2 separate regions of the Mus musculus genome follow, and region 1 is linked to region 2. The links are chromatin loops, found by intact Hi-C in ENCODE. Cell type or tissue: left cerebral cortex. All regions are shown on one strand. Each heading gives the region's core, and the rest is flanking DNA. Links, peaks and the distances in the headings are about the cores only.

Region 1 (8,345 bases), core at 267-8,266, 66 kb before region 2:
AGCTTCGACAGAGATTCCGTTAGAGTCTGTTAATTGCTTCAGGAAGAGTGAACGAGGAAAGAGCTAAGTGAAGAAACCGGGTCAGACAGAGCTGTGGGAATCAGCTTTACCCTCTCTCATCTTGCTTTAGGCCTGTTACCTCGATCTTCTAATAAGCTTTTAATGACTGTTCCACCTGGTGTGCTTACAAGTCATGCTGTCTACACCTTATTTTCCCTGTAAGCAAATCAATTAAGCTCCACGCCTCCTTGCCCTCACCTTGTCTCTGTCTTACCCTGACAACTCTCGTTTCATTAGCACTCCTGGAAAGGGCTCACCTCAATTTGTTTCTCCAGATGTTTTGGCCATCTTGTGCCAGAATAAGATAAATTCTGTTTAAGATGCTGGGAAGTCACACAATGTGAAATCTTACTTGGGATACTGATGGCTCCTTCCTGGGACAGCTGAAGTTGCTGCTGAACTTCAGAGATGTAGTAGGTTTATGAGAACTGTGATAGCAGGGGCTGGTTTCCTCACAACTACTGAGGATCTGAGATGCATTAAAGAGACTCACAGACCCACCTTGGTGACTGTTGTATCAATAGGCGGTGTCCTGGTTTCAGTGCAGGTTTCCAAACTGTAAGTGCCTGTTCTAGAACAAGGGTGAATGAGTTAACACACATGCATGACTACACTTATGATGTGAAAGAAAGAAAAGGTATTATTTGTGTTTTTTTTTCTATATGTGTGTTGGCAGGGGTTCACCCTGTGCACTTTATTTTCATTTCATGGGTATTGGTGTTTGGCCTGTGTGCATATCTATGCATCATATTGGTGCCTGATATCCAGGCAGGAGAAAAGAGGGTTCAGATAACCTGCATCTGGATTTACAGATGGTTATGAACCACCATGTAAGTACTGGGAATCAAATGTGGGTTCTTTGCAAGAGCAGTCAGTACTCTTAACTGCTGAGCCATCTCCAGTCCCAGTAGTTGTCTTGTCAATTGCTGTTAAAACAATACTTGAAGTTGTAGAGACTCAAGGTCTGTGTAGCTACTTCCTTCAAATTTAGGTGGAATGCCACTTTAAGACCTCCCATGCTCTTCACTGTAATTTTTTTTAACCCCCCAAGTCCCTATTGTTAGCCAACTTGGCCTCCAGGGTCACCTGATGCTAGAAAATACAAAGGAAGACACACTTTTTGTCTCCAAAAATATCTCATAAATTAATAAATTGATGGTTCCTATATAAAAGAATACAGGGAGGCAAAAGCCATCCCACCCACAGTCCAACTCTTTCAAGGTCCACAAAGTAGGGAGCAGTAAGAGAACAATTCAAGAAAAGGCTTTGCAAAAAGGCCATGCTTCGGGGGAGCCTTGAAACTACCGCATCAAAGGATGGAGAATGCCCACCGAGGTGAGCACTCCTGGAAGCTGGAAGCACATCTTCAGCTTTAGTTTTGATGAAGGAAGATGCTGCGGAGCAACTGGCCTTTGCTCAGGACAGTGTGAAATGTGGGCACAGAGAGTAAAGAAAGCAACTGCATCAATACTAGTCCACAACAGAGCATCCACAGTAAGCGTGGTGAGAGCCTGCCATCTTATATGCTTACTCTATAATTCCCACAACCAGAAAATTAGGAATTCTAAGGCTTGGGTGAGAGCAGCATCTATAAGGCATTTGTCTTATACATGTAAGGACCTGAATTTAATCTACATTTTAGAAAAGAAAAAAAAAATAAGCCAAGCATGGTGGCGCATGTTTATAATCCAAGTGTCAGGGAACTGGAGACAAGATACCGCTGTGTCTCTAGGCAGCCAGCTTAACCTAAGCAGTGGGCTCCAGGCCCTAAGGAGAGATCTTGTCTCAATGCAACATGGTGGATGTTACCTGCATCTGAAAAACAATGCCCAAGTGTGGGGGGAGTGCACATACACCTGCACACAAGCTGAGCTTAGTGGCTAATATTTGTTTAAAGAAGGTATGAATTTGGGGAGATGTGTAGAGAAAGATACAGGGGAAATGGAAGGAGAAACGGGGAGTGAGTGTCTTCATACTTCATATATACACTAATGGAATTCCCAAAGAATACTTTTTTTTTTAATGGGAAAGAATCAGTAAAACATGGCCCTGTTGGACATCAGTGGGAGGAGTGGCCCTTGGTCTGGTGGGGGTTCTTGGTCTGGTGGGGGTTCAATGGCCCAGTGTAGGGGAATGCCAGGGCAGGAAGGAGGGAATGGAATGGGTGTGTGGGTGAGGGAACACCCTCATAGAGGCAGGGGAGGAGGGATGGGATAGGGAGTTTCCAGAGGGGAGACCTGGAAAAGGGATAACAGTTGAAAAGTAAATAAAGAAAGAATGAAGACCAAAGTGTGGACACTTTGCCCCTTCTTAGAATTGGGAACAAAACACCCATGGAAGGAGTTACAGAGACAAAGTTTGGAGCTGAGACGAAAGGATGGACCATCTAGAGACTGCCATATCCAGGGATCCAGCCCATAATCAGCCTCCAAACGCTGACACCATTGCATACACTAGCAAGATTTTGTTGAAAGGACCCTAATATAGCTGTCTCTTGTGAGACTATGCCGGGGCCTAGCAAACACATAAGTGGATGCTCACAGTCAGCTATTGGATGGATCACAGGGCCCCCAATGGAGGAGCTAGAGTAAGTACCCAAGGAGCTGAAGGGATCTGCAATCCTATAGGTGGAACAACAATATGAACTAACCAATACCACCCCACCCCACCCCGGAGCTGTGTCTCTAGCTGCATATGAATCAGAAGATGGCCTAGTCGGCCATCAGTGGAAAGAGAGGCCCATTGGTCGTGCAAACTTTATATGCCTCAGTACAGGGGAACGCCAGGGGGAGTGTGTGGGAGACTTTTGGGATAGCATTGGAAATGTAAGTGAAATAACTACCCAATTAAAAAAAGAAAATATCCAATTAAAAAAAAAACAGAAATAAAACAAACAAACAAAAACCTGTCGAGTGTTCTTCTCAAACTGAAACAGGCACAATTATGTATGTGGCAATGTGGCAATTTGATAAGCATGTCCTTAAATGGAGCCATTTAAAATCCAAGTGCCTTGGCAGTAGTAAGTGTGTAGCAGCAGACTATGTGTCTGTCATGTGTGGGTGGCACAGATGAACAGACCCTGCAATTCACGACTCCCAAATCAGGCCTCCTGAGGCCACTTGACAAGGTTGATGGCTGAGCCTAGGATTAGGTTTGTAACAGGCCCCGAGATCTTAGTAGACCTCCATATCTTAGCACAATGGACTCCATGGTTGAAGTCCATTCAGGCCGCAAAACCCAGCACACAGACAGCATCACCTGCCATAGAAGAAAACAAAAACCTAATCCATCAAAGTCCATAGTCCTGGGAAAGACTGAAATGTACTCACCTTGCTTTTGATTTTCTGTAGTTTTGCTTCTGGCTAACTGTTCTTGTTAAGTGAAGTATGTCAAACCAGGACCTGATTTTTGTGATTAAAAGCTCACCCTGAGAAAGGCTTGGTGCTACACTCAGATCCCAAAAACCTAGTGTAGTATCTGGCTGGCTAATAAAGACTTTCTATTGCCTTAAAGCCATGCTAGAATAGACTTCTTTGGTGACTACCCCACAACAGGTTTTTAAATATATATAAAATTTATTTATTTTATTTTTACTTATGTGTGTACTGTGTTGTTGCGTGCACATGTGTGTGCAGATGCCCACAGAAACTAGAGGCATTGACTCTCCTGAATCTGAAGTTGCAGGTGGTTGTGAGATACCCAGAGAACTGGGAACGATACTCAGGTCTTCTGCAGGAGCAGCAAATGTTCTTAACTGCTCAGACTTCTCTCTAAGAAATGGGTTGGGTTATTAAATAAATGATAACATTCACTCAAGTACTTCTGCTGTGAGCAAAACACTCACTAAATCAGAAAGCTGCTGGGCAGTGTTTTGTAACTTCAGCTCCTCCAGGGTGGTGATTGACTGTGGGATATGAGACAAGTGTTACAGTAATCAATTAGTTTCTACCCCACCTTAGATCATTTAGTTCCCAAATAAATAAATGACACAAAATCTTTATATTTATAATAAGCCTTAAAGCTGGACAGATTTTAACCCTCTATGCTATTTTGTCTACTTCTCTGCCAACAATCCTGAGATATCACTTGCCATGTTCCACCTGGACCACTCGTACTCCAACTGGCCAGCCCTCATGTCCATGTGCTCAGGATCCACCCACCCCATGATGCATTCTTCCTTCTTCCTCTCTCTCCCTACCACCTCCTCACTAGATCCTCAAGTCCTGCCTTTCTCCCTCCACTGCCCAATCACAGGCTCTCAGTCATAGTCTTTTATTGACCAGTTAAACTGGGGAGCAAGGTTTATACAGCATCACTTAATGTACACAAAGATCTGGTTGTCAGGCAACCAGAGCTTGAGAACCAGTATTTACCATTAGAATACAAGCAGCATCAGACCAGCCTGCTGCAACTAAGCCAAGCAGACTCTAAAGTAATATGAGCTAACCGGAGAGAGAGGGAGTCCTCCCATCAGACTGAGTCACAGCTGTAAGCCAGCAGATATGCAAACTCAGACCAACATTGAAAAAAAATCCCTGCAGACCCATTTTCTAGTTTATGACCATCTGTTTTTGAAAAATCACATTTTGCTTTCACCTTCACATAATAACATGAGCTATCGTCTCTTTGGAATAATAAAATGATCATTACTTAAAGCAATAAAAGCTATGAATGTAGTTCAAGTGGTAGAGGTTTTGCCTAGGTATACAAGGCCCTGGGTTCCTGTCCCAGTACCCTGTAAATGGGGAGTGGTTGTGCAAACCCTTAATCTCAGTGCTAGGGAGGTAGATGCTGGAGGATCAAGAGTTTAAGGCACTCATAGGCTACAGACCAGTTTGATGCCAGCTTAAGATACATGAGATCCTGTATAGAAAACAAATAATCAAATGAAAGTAAAAACAGAAGTAAAGATTAAATACTTGTGTTCTGTCATCAAGAGGTAAGACGAGCTGTATTTAGGTGACTTTTCTAAAACATACACAGTGTGGTGTGTGTTTCCCACCTTGGTCATAATGACTCCTTTGAACTCTAAGTAATTCTAACTTCAAATAACACTTCCCAGATGCAGAGATGTGACATTGCAAGCCAAATATACCATGCAGAAGCAATGAGTCAGAGGTTTGGCTACACAGGTTGTCAGGGATGCTTTATACACTTGCTCTCAGACCATCTGGTGTGCTGAGCTCAGCCACATCCCAGTGGAAATGGTACCCCACCTGTGGCTCGCTGTGATGCTGTGTGTCTCTGACAGTTTTACAAGCAGCTTTGGAACCTTCCTATGCCAACATGTATCTCCTATGTATGACGGCTCCACTGAGATCCATGGGGCATTAGCCTGTGCCTCCTCCAGCTGCTTCCAACCTGGGCATCATAGTGCCATTTTGTAAATGGTTAGTAGTGGCCTTACAGATGGCTGTGGGCAGTGGCCTCATGCTGGTTAGGTAAGCTGGAGTCTGGGTCAGTGTTTAGATGCTCACCAACTGAAAAATTAAGAACAACTATTTCCATGACAAGGAAAATAGATCTATTGAGGTTTTATATTTTGTTTAGAAAATGGTTCCTCTCTCTCTCTCTCTCTCTCTCTCTCTCTCTCTCTCTCTCTCTCTCTCCATAATGCATTGACAACCTTCTCACTTTGATTAAGTTGCTAGCTTTTCCTAATATTTTGATTTTTGATTTTTTAAAGATTTTATTTTATTTTCAATTATGTGGTTTTGTGTGTGTGTGTGTGTGTGTGTGTGTGTGTGTGTGTGTGTGTGATGTGCATATGCAGTTTCTACAGAGGCCTGAAGAAGGCATTGGATATCCACCCCCTCGGAGCTGGAGTTACAGATGGTTGTGAGCAGCTCGGCATGACCTAGGTTCTCACAAATGGAGTAAGTGTCCTTAACCACCAAGCTACCTCTCCAGTCCCTCTATTTTTATAATGATAGTGGTTAAATATGCCAGTGTATGAATATTTTTTAAAATTGACTTTCTTTGTAGTAGAAACATTGTGAACGTAGTACTTGTTGGCAAAGTATAAGTCCATACACTAAATTTGTATACATTTCTTCTTCAAGACATGATGGAGCAGACTTTTCTTTATGGAAAAGGAAAAGTAGAGACAAAACTTAGACTCTCAATAGAGAATACGATCAGTACAGAGACCAGAAACTACCAAAGGATAGAAGACTTGGTGATAAAATGAAAATTATAAACACAAATCAACTATATCTGTGTGTATTGTATATGTGTATATGTATATGTCATGTGTATATATGAGTATGGGCCGTGTGTGTGAGTGTGTGTTTCTGTAGTTTTTCCTGTATGCATTCGCACTAGCCTCAATTAGCATCTGTACGTTGTTAAGGCAACAGTGTGATAAAATGAACTTTGGAAAAGGTCCATGGCCACTGCGGTCCCCCCTCCCCCCATACCCTCCTGAGTAACACCATATTGTACACCAGGATTTCCCCCGGGGTTGATGGTAGAGCCACGAACCACACACTACCATCATTGCTCTTGCTGCCACCACAGCAACCACTCTTATTTACCTGAGAGCATCTGTCAAGGGCTTCCCCAAGTCTCCAAGGAAGAACAGTGCTAGAGTTGTGTCCCTTGCAACTTGGAGAACTTAGGATTTCCTTAGCTGCTTCCTTCCTTCAGGCTCTGCATATGAGACACGGCTAATGCAGGTGACCACATATTCTTGAATATACCCCCGATCTTTTGTAAGCAGCGAGATTTCAGACCCTGGACTTGACAACAGTTTGGATTTTTTCCCAACTGGAAATACCTACCACCAATAATTTCAGTGAGCAATATCGATAGAGTTCATACTGACGAAGTGAACATTTTCCTGGGAGATATCGTGTTTTTCCAAGTCGCACCAGAAGGGAACACATATGTATAGGATCTACAATGTGTATATGTGTAAAAAATAAGAAAATGTGAATACACAGATGTCTGGTATTTGTATATTCATTCATTCCACAAATATTTACTGTGTATGTCAGTTTGCTTCTCCTGCGGAGCAGGCTCCACTGCCTGCAAAGTAGCTTTACATAGAACAAGTTGCCTTCCCACAGTTCCATGGATTGATTCCCAGCTTCAGCTGAGCCGGCCTCAGGTGTTCACAGTCATCAAATACTCAGTGCCCTCACTAAGTACCTTGCTGTTGGCTCAGGCCCCTATGGAGATATGAAGGATGATATTTCTGTGGTTAGTCACCTTTTTGCAGTGGTCGTCCTGAGAGATCCAAGAGCAGGATGTTGGGATGTGATGACTGAAAGAGCAAATATTTTGTGACCTCCCATTTGAATGCCTGTCAAGGCATCTTCAAACCCCTCCTTCAGATGCCAGGTGTGAATAGGTTTCCCCTGCCCCCTGTCCCCTCCATGTGCCAGAGACTAGAACTCAGAGATCTTATTTTTAAACTATATCATTGGGAGCCTTTTCTGCACTCACAGTCAGGTGAACTGATAGCTAACCAAGACCAACACACTCCAGTATGAAAAGTAGGTAACAGGGGACTGACTGAGTAGGCATTCATTCTTGTTGCTTGGGATTTATTTATTTATTTATTTATTTATTTATTTATTTATTTGATGTATGTGAGTACACTGTAGCTGTCTTCAGACACACCAGAAGAGGGCATCGGATCCCATCACAGATGGTTGTGAGCCACCAAGTGGTTGCTAGGACTTGAACTGGGGACCTCTGGAAGAGTAGTCAGTGCTCTTAACCACTGGGCCATCTCTCCAGCCCCTGTTGCTTAGGATTCTTAAGTGTTTAATAAACTTTATTATTAGAGCATTTCAAGTCCACAGTGAGATTTACTGGCAGTTGCTGCCTATAGCTCCTCCACTCGGACATAGGCAAATCCTCCTGGTTATTGTCACTGGAGTTTGCATGGGAATCGTCCCTCACAGATAGACTAGGGAACACTGGTGGTCCTTTGGGTTTGATGGGAGCTGTCAAATGCTGCAGGCTGGTCCCATGCCCACTCCTTCCAATCACACAAGGCATTTTGCAAACACAATTATTATCATCAACTAAAGTGATAATAAAATTTGAATTTTATTTCCAGGAACTGAGAATCTGTATATACACAGATGTGTTTGTGTGTATGTTGTATATATTCTTAATATATGTATGTAATGTATATGCATGTATGTGTGTATGTACACAGATGTGTTTTTGTGTAAATGTGTCTACATGCCTGTTTGTGTATATGGTGTATGTATGCATTCATGTGTGTTTGCATTATGCATGTGAGTTCATGTGCACGTGTGCACAAGGTC
Region 2 (8,345 bases), core at 305-8,304:
CTCTAAAAACTTAGGTTACCAAAGACCAAAGCAAAGTCCCTGAGAACTGATGATGTCAAAGGTTTAAAGGTAAGAAGTAAATCACATCCCAAGAGCTCAGGTAGAACTGTGAGCCTTAACTCCCTCCACCAGACACAGACACCAGCTCCTGAAATACCAATGTCCCTGTCCTAAGGACGATGGGCACTGAATTACTCTGTGAGGACTCCAGCTACCACTGTGAATGTTGATTTGAAGCCTTATCTTTATGAAACTTCTGTAAATTTCCAAGCAAACAGAATAGAAATATGGTAAGTTACTAAATATCAAAACACAGTCAGGGTCTCAGCACATAAAGTGTTGGAAACTGGGTGTTATGGTTAAGAGCGTTTGGTTCCCAGCACACATGTCGGGGGCTCTAACACCAGCTCTTGGGGATTTGTGCCTTCTTCTGTTCCCCCATGAATATTGCACACATGAAGTACGCATGTGTGCACACATGTGCACATACATACACGCTCACTCAAACACACACACACTCACACACATATACACACTCATACACACACTTATACACACATACCCATACTCACACACACACACACACACACACACACACACACACACACACACACACACACACATTTTATTCTTTCAGGCCCAGACCCAATCCCAATTCTTAAACACTGCAGTGTCAGGGCACAGAGAGAATTTGCTTTCCCAGACTCGTTAGGAGCAAGCTAAATTAAGATGACTTTTCTCCACTGCAGATGGATTGTGTTCATCTTAATAACTCCAGTGAGGTTTTATCTTCAAGGTGAAAGTGTCACCTCAGTTCAAATAACAAACATATTTTCCAAGGCATGTTGTTAATATATTTCACCTGAGGCAACGTTGCTAAATAATTCCTCCTGCTATGGAAACAAATCAGCCTGTAATATATATTTTATCTCATCTTTATTTTATTCCAGGACCTGAAGATGTTTGCAAGTGAGTCTCATTGACACAGTGGGGAAAAAAAAAAACTACACTCTGTTGCAATTTTATAGGTTGGATTTTGTTTGTATTTTTTGTTTGTTTGTTTTTTTCTTGCTTAACATTACTTGTAAAAACACATTCTGATGGTCATTGTCCACACTGAGGGTCACTGTAAAGGATGGCGTGTGGCCATTCGTAGCCCTTGATGAGTCCTAACCTGTCGCTCAAAGGTTTGGTCCGGACTTTTGGAGGAGGGGCTGCTGACAGAGCCAGCTACAGAAATTCTGTACAACCCTCCTTTGTTCACCTTGGTTCCCATCTACAGAGGGAGCCAGTGTCACCTGCTTCTTTGGCACTTGGGGATCTATGTCAGATCCAGATTCACTCCCTTGCAGCAAGGTCAGCCAGAAGCCAGTACTTTATTTTCACCCCTTCATCCCAATCTGTGTGTAGGTCTTTAAACATACTATTTAGTGCCCATGGGGCCTGTCCATCACTTCCTCCCTGTACATCCATAGCCATCTCCTCTCCTAGAGGCCTGCACTCTACAAAATTAATCAGAAAAAGGTAATGTAAGAAGCTAATGGGTAACAGTGTCCAACTCTTCATAAAAATTACATCCAAATCAGCAATGCCCTATACACACAGACACACAGAGCAGAGGAGAGGACAGAGAAAGAGACAGGGACACAACGGCATTTACCCAGACGTACACATACAGAGGAGAGAGAAACACAAACAGAGGCAGGCACACACAAAGACACAGTGACACATGGACACATCCAGACCTGCACACAGAGACACACACAAAGAGGAGAGAGACACGCAAGGACAGACAGGAGCACACAAAGACACATGCAAAGAGAAAGACTCGATGTTCACCAGACAGAGAACCAGCTCCGTCACTCTTGTGGAAAAGAAGCCGTTTAATCTCATTGGTAATCAAAGAAACACACAACAGACTGTTGAGATGTGATTTATCAAGTTGACAGAATGCCTTATTTCGTTTTAACATGGACTTTGGGAACAGTGAAGAGAAACACATAGACTGGGAAAAAATAATTTTGGAGGAAATACATTTCAAAAGCCTTGATAAATGAATTGTCTCCTTTTATCGTAATTTCACATCTGAACATCAAGTTTAATATTTATTTTGGGAAAGAGGAAAATACAATGTATCATGGCCACAGAGCAACCGTTTTTGTCCCCACAATGGGCAAAATCTTGACCAGAGGGGCTGTGGGGAGGGAGGGTGTTAGACATGGGGCTCATTCATTACGTTGTGTCCTAAAGAGCCTTGATGGCTAAGATACAATACATAAAAAGTTGAAAGACTTTAATACAAACACCCTGTCAAGCAAGCAGAGACCATAGCCTGAAGAAACAGAAATAAACGCATACAGAATATGGCAACAAAAATGTTAATCATAGCGCTGGTTTGGTTCGGAAAAATAAACTATGAGCAGCCTAAAGGTATAGCCACTTGAGAACAAAAGAGACCGTTATTTTTCCCTGTGATGTCACCCTGCTACAAGGGTGGCAGCCCATGACATCATTCACATTCTACCACATTTTTAACTGATTGCCCTATTCTGATCACATGGCCTTTAAATGTCTTCCTATCCTAATTCCCTGGAAGATTTGTGTGGCTGGGAGGAGTGGGGAGGAGAGGCTCAGCAGCTAAGAGCATTTTCTGTGAAAGCAGGAGGATGTGAGTTCAAATCCCCAGCACTGACATAAGAGCAGAACATGCCTATGTTGGGGTGGGGTGCAGTGGAGAGCAGCTGCTTCTGGGAGTTCCCTGAACAGCCATGCTGGCTAAGACTGCAAATGGTGATCTTCACTTCAGAGACACTGATAACACTCACACACCACACACACACACACACACACACACACACACACACACACACACACACCAAAAAAGGGAAAAAACTGATATCTGAAAATAACACTTGAGATGTCTTCTGACTCATGCACATATACACACAACAAAGAAAATTAAAATAAAACAGGAAACGTAATAAAAGGGTGACAAGAGGCTGGGGTTAACATGGCAGCCTAGATGTATGAGGTATACATATTTTCCTAATCCTGTGATTAATTAATGGGCTTCCATAAATGGGTCTACAGGCAAATGCAATCTGATTTGGTCATGTAGACATCAAAAGGCTGTCAGTGAGAGCTGAAGTTGCCCACGGATCCTTCCTACCTACTAAGACATTCCTCTGACTCCTCGTCCCTCCTTTGACTGCTACTATTTAACAACAGGGAAGACAAATGACCAAGCGTGTAAATCGTGCCTGCTGAGAAGGTCACACTAACAGAGTCAGCAGCTGCCTGCAGGAGCATGTTTGAAGGATTTAAAGCTTCATCACCATGTCCAGGATTGTAAACGAGAAAATGATAGGGGCCAGGGGGCGGCAAGAACTGAAAATGGAGTTAGCTGAGCGCTTCTAGGATGCCCACAGGATGGTGCAGTGCGCGCAAAGCTCCTGCTCTAAGAAATGCAGAGGGACGTGGAACCCTCTCACCCTACCTCTTCAGGAGCCCTGTACCCCAGAGGTGGTGAGAGCTGAGACTCCAGCAAGGTTGCCCATGGAAAGGGTCTTGGTAGAAGTGTGAGAAGCTGCTGTGGGGGTGGCTGAGCACCATGCACTGTAGGGATGCTACGGAAACCACTTTCCCTCTGTGTGGGGGCTGAAAGGGTATGAAGTGGAGAAGCTGCCTGCACTGTTTAAGGTGGGCTGTGAGGCAAGGCAGGTATCTGCTGGGAAGGAGGTGTGCGGGGGAGCTAGGCGCCCTCTCCCTCAGCAGTGCCTGTCTCTCTAGTGCCCTCTCCTGACAAAGTTTGTCATTGGGTCAGATCACACTAAAAAAAAATATCCAAAGGGCCCCGATGCATGTTCTCAGTGCAGGTGACAGAAGGGTGAATTTGGGGATTAGAGGAAATCTACAGATCAGTAGCACATTCTTGAAGCCATTCAGTGAAAATCCTCTAATGAGCAGTGAGAATTATTTTACTGAATATTAAACAAAACATTCTAAATATATAGGTGTGTGTGTGTGTGCGTGCGTGCGTGCGTGCGTGTGTGTGTGTGTGTGTGTGTGTGTGTGTGTGTGTGTGTGTACTGTAAACCTACTATATACAACATGCATACTCATTATGGACATGTTAGCATTTTTAATAGAAAATGGAAAATTATTAATTAAGATTAAAGGTGATATGTGGATTTGATAACTATCTTGAATACAGCACACACACACACAAATGTCTAAGGACTGGGAACCTCCAAAGTAATTATACAGGATAAAATGTGATGAGTTGTATCAGGGATTTTCCATTTGTGTTAATTACAATTACAGTTTCGATAAGGGAGCATTCGAATGAAGCAAAACCACAGGGATTTTTTAATGCCTGGAAATGATCTGCAGATTGAAGCATGGAGACGAGACCAGCCCTGGGAATGTTAGAAGGTTGCAGAGTATCTCCCTGTCCCAGATATGTACCTGCTGGAGAAAGGGGGCTCTGGGGAACACAGAATCCAAATAAAGAAGTGGATAAGTCAGGGTTCTCCAAAGGAACCAAAAAAAAAAAAAAAATAGAATGTGGTGTGTGTGTGTGTGTGTGTGTGTGTGTGTGTGTGTGTACAGGCTGTAGTTCAAGTAGTCCAACAATAGGGATCTCCCAACATGAAGACCAAGACCAAGGTTTTGTTACTTGTTAGTCACACATGAGACTGAGTGTGCCAATAGTTCCAACCTAAGCCTAGAGTCCCTGGGGAATTCTTGGACTTGAGCTGGTCTTTAGTCTGTGAAGAGTGATCCTGAAAAAGTAGGTTCTAACACCAACAAAGGATTATCTGTGCAGCAGGATAGATGAACTTGCCAGCAAGGGTGAGGGCAAGCAGGCAAAAACAAAAAACAAAAAAATCAAAGCCATCCTTCTTCCATGTCCTTTATGTGGGCTACCACCAGAAAGTGAAGCCTGGACTTGGAATGGTTCTTCCGACTTCAAATAACCCAGATTTAAGATGGGTCTTCCCACTTCACGTGATCCAATCAGAAACATTCTTCATGGGCCTGCCCAGCTCTTGGGTTTTAGGTGATTCCAGATGCAGTTGGCCTAACAACCAAGATTAGCCGTCAAGAGTAGAATCACCCATGTTTGATTTCGTCCTAGGCTGCTCTGGACTTATTGCCACCCTAGGCATTAACTGGAAAAAGAGAAGAGCCCTTTGCATGGTGGTGGCACTGGGTATAGCTGTCTATATATTATTAAAAGTCACTCCTACTTCTCTCTGGAAAAAAATGAGAATCAACAATCAATTCATTCTAAGTGGGAGACTTGTGTAGGCTGTGAGCGTCATAAAATGAAACTGCCATGGCAAGAGGCATCTGGTACTTTGGACTCCAGACTGTGTGCCACACCATCTGTTTGAAGCCCTCCACGATGCTTACTAAGAGGGAATCTGTGTTCCTGGGGCTTCCGTTTAATCATACATTAAGCAGGAATCCTCAAGTCAATGGCGGCTTCAGAGTGATGGATGGATCACCCAGGGATGTGTCAGAGGCTCTGCAAAGAAACATACCACATGACTTCCAGAAACAAATCACTGGAATGAGGGTGTCCCCAAGCCTGGTGCATCTGTGGAAGTTTACGGCTTTTTGCAAGGATAAGAACAATTATCTTTTCCTATTATGTAAACACATATTTATTATAACACTGTTCCGGTTTGCTTTCTGTTGCTGTCATTAAAAAAAAAAAATACTCTGACCAAAGGCAACTTGGGAAGTAAGGGCATATCTGGCTTACATTTCAGACCACTTTGAGGGAAACCAAGACAGGAACTGAATGAAGCAGGAGGAGATGAGACCATAATGTCACACAAGTGTGCAATGAAAGACGTAATGTAAAGTGTGTAATGTTAATAAGCTGTAGGAAATAGATCAGTCTCTATCTTCAGATATGCTTGATTGGCATATGCTCCAGCAAGATCCAAGATATCTTTTCCAGGGGGGCACAGAGTTCCCTGCAAACTTCTTATCAAGGAACCATACCTGGATATATAATGACTATGCAACAAGATGAAATCAAAAGGTAACCATCCTAGCAAGTTTGCAGCCACAAGCATCTGCAACCGGAGTCCATTCTCACACATTGAACCTCAAGTAACTTATTTCTTCTTGCATATTTATTTATTTACTTATTTAGAGAGTGTGCATGCGCATATGCATGTACACACATGCACATCATGGAACATGTTGAATGTTGAAGAGGAGGACATTCAGGAGTCAGTTCTCTCCTTCTATCACAAGACTCCCCGGGGATCAAACTTAGAGCTTCAGGCTCAGCAGAAAATTTACCTTTACTACCTGGAGTCATGATAGCAGCCCCTATTTTTTCTGCACATGTGTTCTACTGATTTTGTGTGTAGCTTTTTAATCCAAGGAAATTGAATATCCTGATTCAAATGCTTTCCCAACACTCCTATCAGAAGGTCCTGCCTGGCCCCTGGTAACATGTCAAAGTTTAACTCAAAGAAATGCTGAAGTGAATAATGGAATGACAATAGTTGTCTTCTAGAATCTAAGCATTCATGTGTGTGTGTGTGTGTGCGCGCGCACACACACACGCACACACACACACACACAATCTTTCCTAATTCCAGGCACTGAGAACAAATTTCCTTAATTTCTTTTCCTGACATTAGCTATACTTTGTACAACAAAGCAATCACGCTTCCTTTCCTTTGAGACTGAATATTAATTATTTCAGATGCTTTGTGATCTGATTAACAGGTCCCATAGGAGTTGGTTCAGGCTTGCCATATTCCTTGTTCTGGAGAGACAGGATGATGGCTGTTGATTCCTGGATCTGTCCTATGTCATCCTGTGACAGTCAAGACTAAACCTTTAAAGAATGTTCAGATATCTTGAAACCCTGTCTGCCTGTTCAGGTTTCCCAGGCTCTGGGTTAATGTTGGAAAGAGGATGAAACCTTCTATTGTTTTTTTCAAAAGAAAAGATTCTTTTACAGGAGGCTCTTCATTGCTTGTCTGTTTCTAGGATGTTACAGATAGTTGTGAACCTCCATGTGGGTGCTGAGAACTGAGTCTCAGTCATCTGCAAGAGCAACAAGTGCTCTTAACTGCTGAGCCATCGCTACAGGCCCAAGCAGTAGCTTTACAGAGAAGGCTAACAGATGTGTGCATGTCTGCCATAGTCAACGAAAACTCAACCTTGAGGATCTGAGTCTCCAGAAAAGGCTCATAGGAGCAAGCACCTGTGCTGGAGCCTGCTCAGACTTGTGTGAAAGCAGGTTCTCTTCTATCTGTGGACCATTCACACTTCAAGAAGAATCCCTCAGACCTCAGTGTGCCTTCCTGCCCCATCCTCCCAGCCGTTAGTGTACTGGATGAGCTGGAAACTGGAGCTAAGCCAAAAATCTCTTTGTAAGGATCTCTAAACTGAAAGTTATGAAAGCCATAGTCTCTTCTCTTATTCCAAAGATATGTAGATATAGATGTCACATAGAGATAGGTAGATAGATAGATAGATAGATAGATAGATAGATAGCAGACAGACAGATAGATATGGAGATATAAGTACAGATATAGATATATAAATATACAGGAAACAGGATAGATAGATAGATAGATAGATAGATAGATAGATAGATAGATAGATAGATAGATAGATATAAAGAGATAGAGATAAATATATGTATATACATATACATACATACATACATACATACATACATACATACATACATGGATATCCTCCTATCCTCAAGTGTTGGAAAGTGGCATAGTGTCATTTCTTATCAGAAAGATGTATCGATTCACTTTACTTCCAGGTCATACTCTGAGGCTGCACACTGAAGCTAAATGTTCAGCTATCCCCATTGAGAGGAGCAAATATTGAAAAAAATTAAGAAAGGTTGATGCCACCCATCTATACTTCCTGGGCTGGAGAGATGTGCTCAAGGAAATTGATTTTCGTTTGCACATGCCCGCACTGGAGCAGATGTCAAATGCATTCCCTCCACCCTTCTAGTCCATTCCTGTCCTCACACTCATTGTGTTCCTATCTTCACAGTTAAATCTTAGAACTATGGGCCCATTAGACCTGACTGTCCTCTATAACTCTATTAGGGATTCATGTTTTATTCAGCCTAGAAATGTGGCCATATTGATTTAACTTTAAGTAGTGCATTATTTGATTAGACAAGATGTTTACTTTTTCTTTAATTTGAGGGCTCGGCAGATCTAACAAACATTGACCACGGAAGTCCTACAGATTGGTTCAAATCTCTGATTTTTTTTCAGTGAACTCACGAGTGAAGCAGATCAAAGCTAAACCCTCACTGGTTCAACCTTCTT

What was found. Hi-C counts contacts between places; a loop is a spot of excess contacts. Peaks named below come from ENCODE experiments on the same cell type or tissue, not always from the same donor. Only the 100,000 strongest peaks of a DNase experiment are listed, where the experiment ranks them.
Region 1: a loop joins it to region 2, with 2.5 times the contacts of the local background. A loop is called at or near these places in 3 of 42 quality-filtered maps.

The regions. Positions count from the first base shown.
Region 1 is chr5:126,263,555-126,271,899 of GRCm38, reverse strand. No RefSeq gene overlaps it. Among named protein-coding and RNA genes, the nearest start is that of Gm23151, 120 kb to the left of the region's middle. In left cerebral cortex, for the core only: no CTCF peak of the experiment used is centred there; DNase peaks (open chromatin) are centred at 3,115, 4,280, 4,452 and 5,224; H3K27ac peaks cover 655 bases.
Region 2 is chr5:126,197,119-126,205,463 of GRCm38, reverse strand. No RefSeq gene overlaps it. Among named protein-coding and RNA genes, the nearest start is that of Gm40329, 160 kb to the right of the region's middle. In left cerebral cortex, for the core only: a CTCF peak has its summit at 3,793 (motif pointing left); DNase peaks (open chromatin) are centred at 2,808, 3,173, 3,763 and 5,392.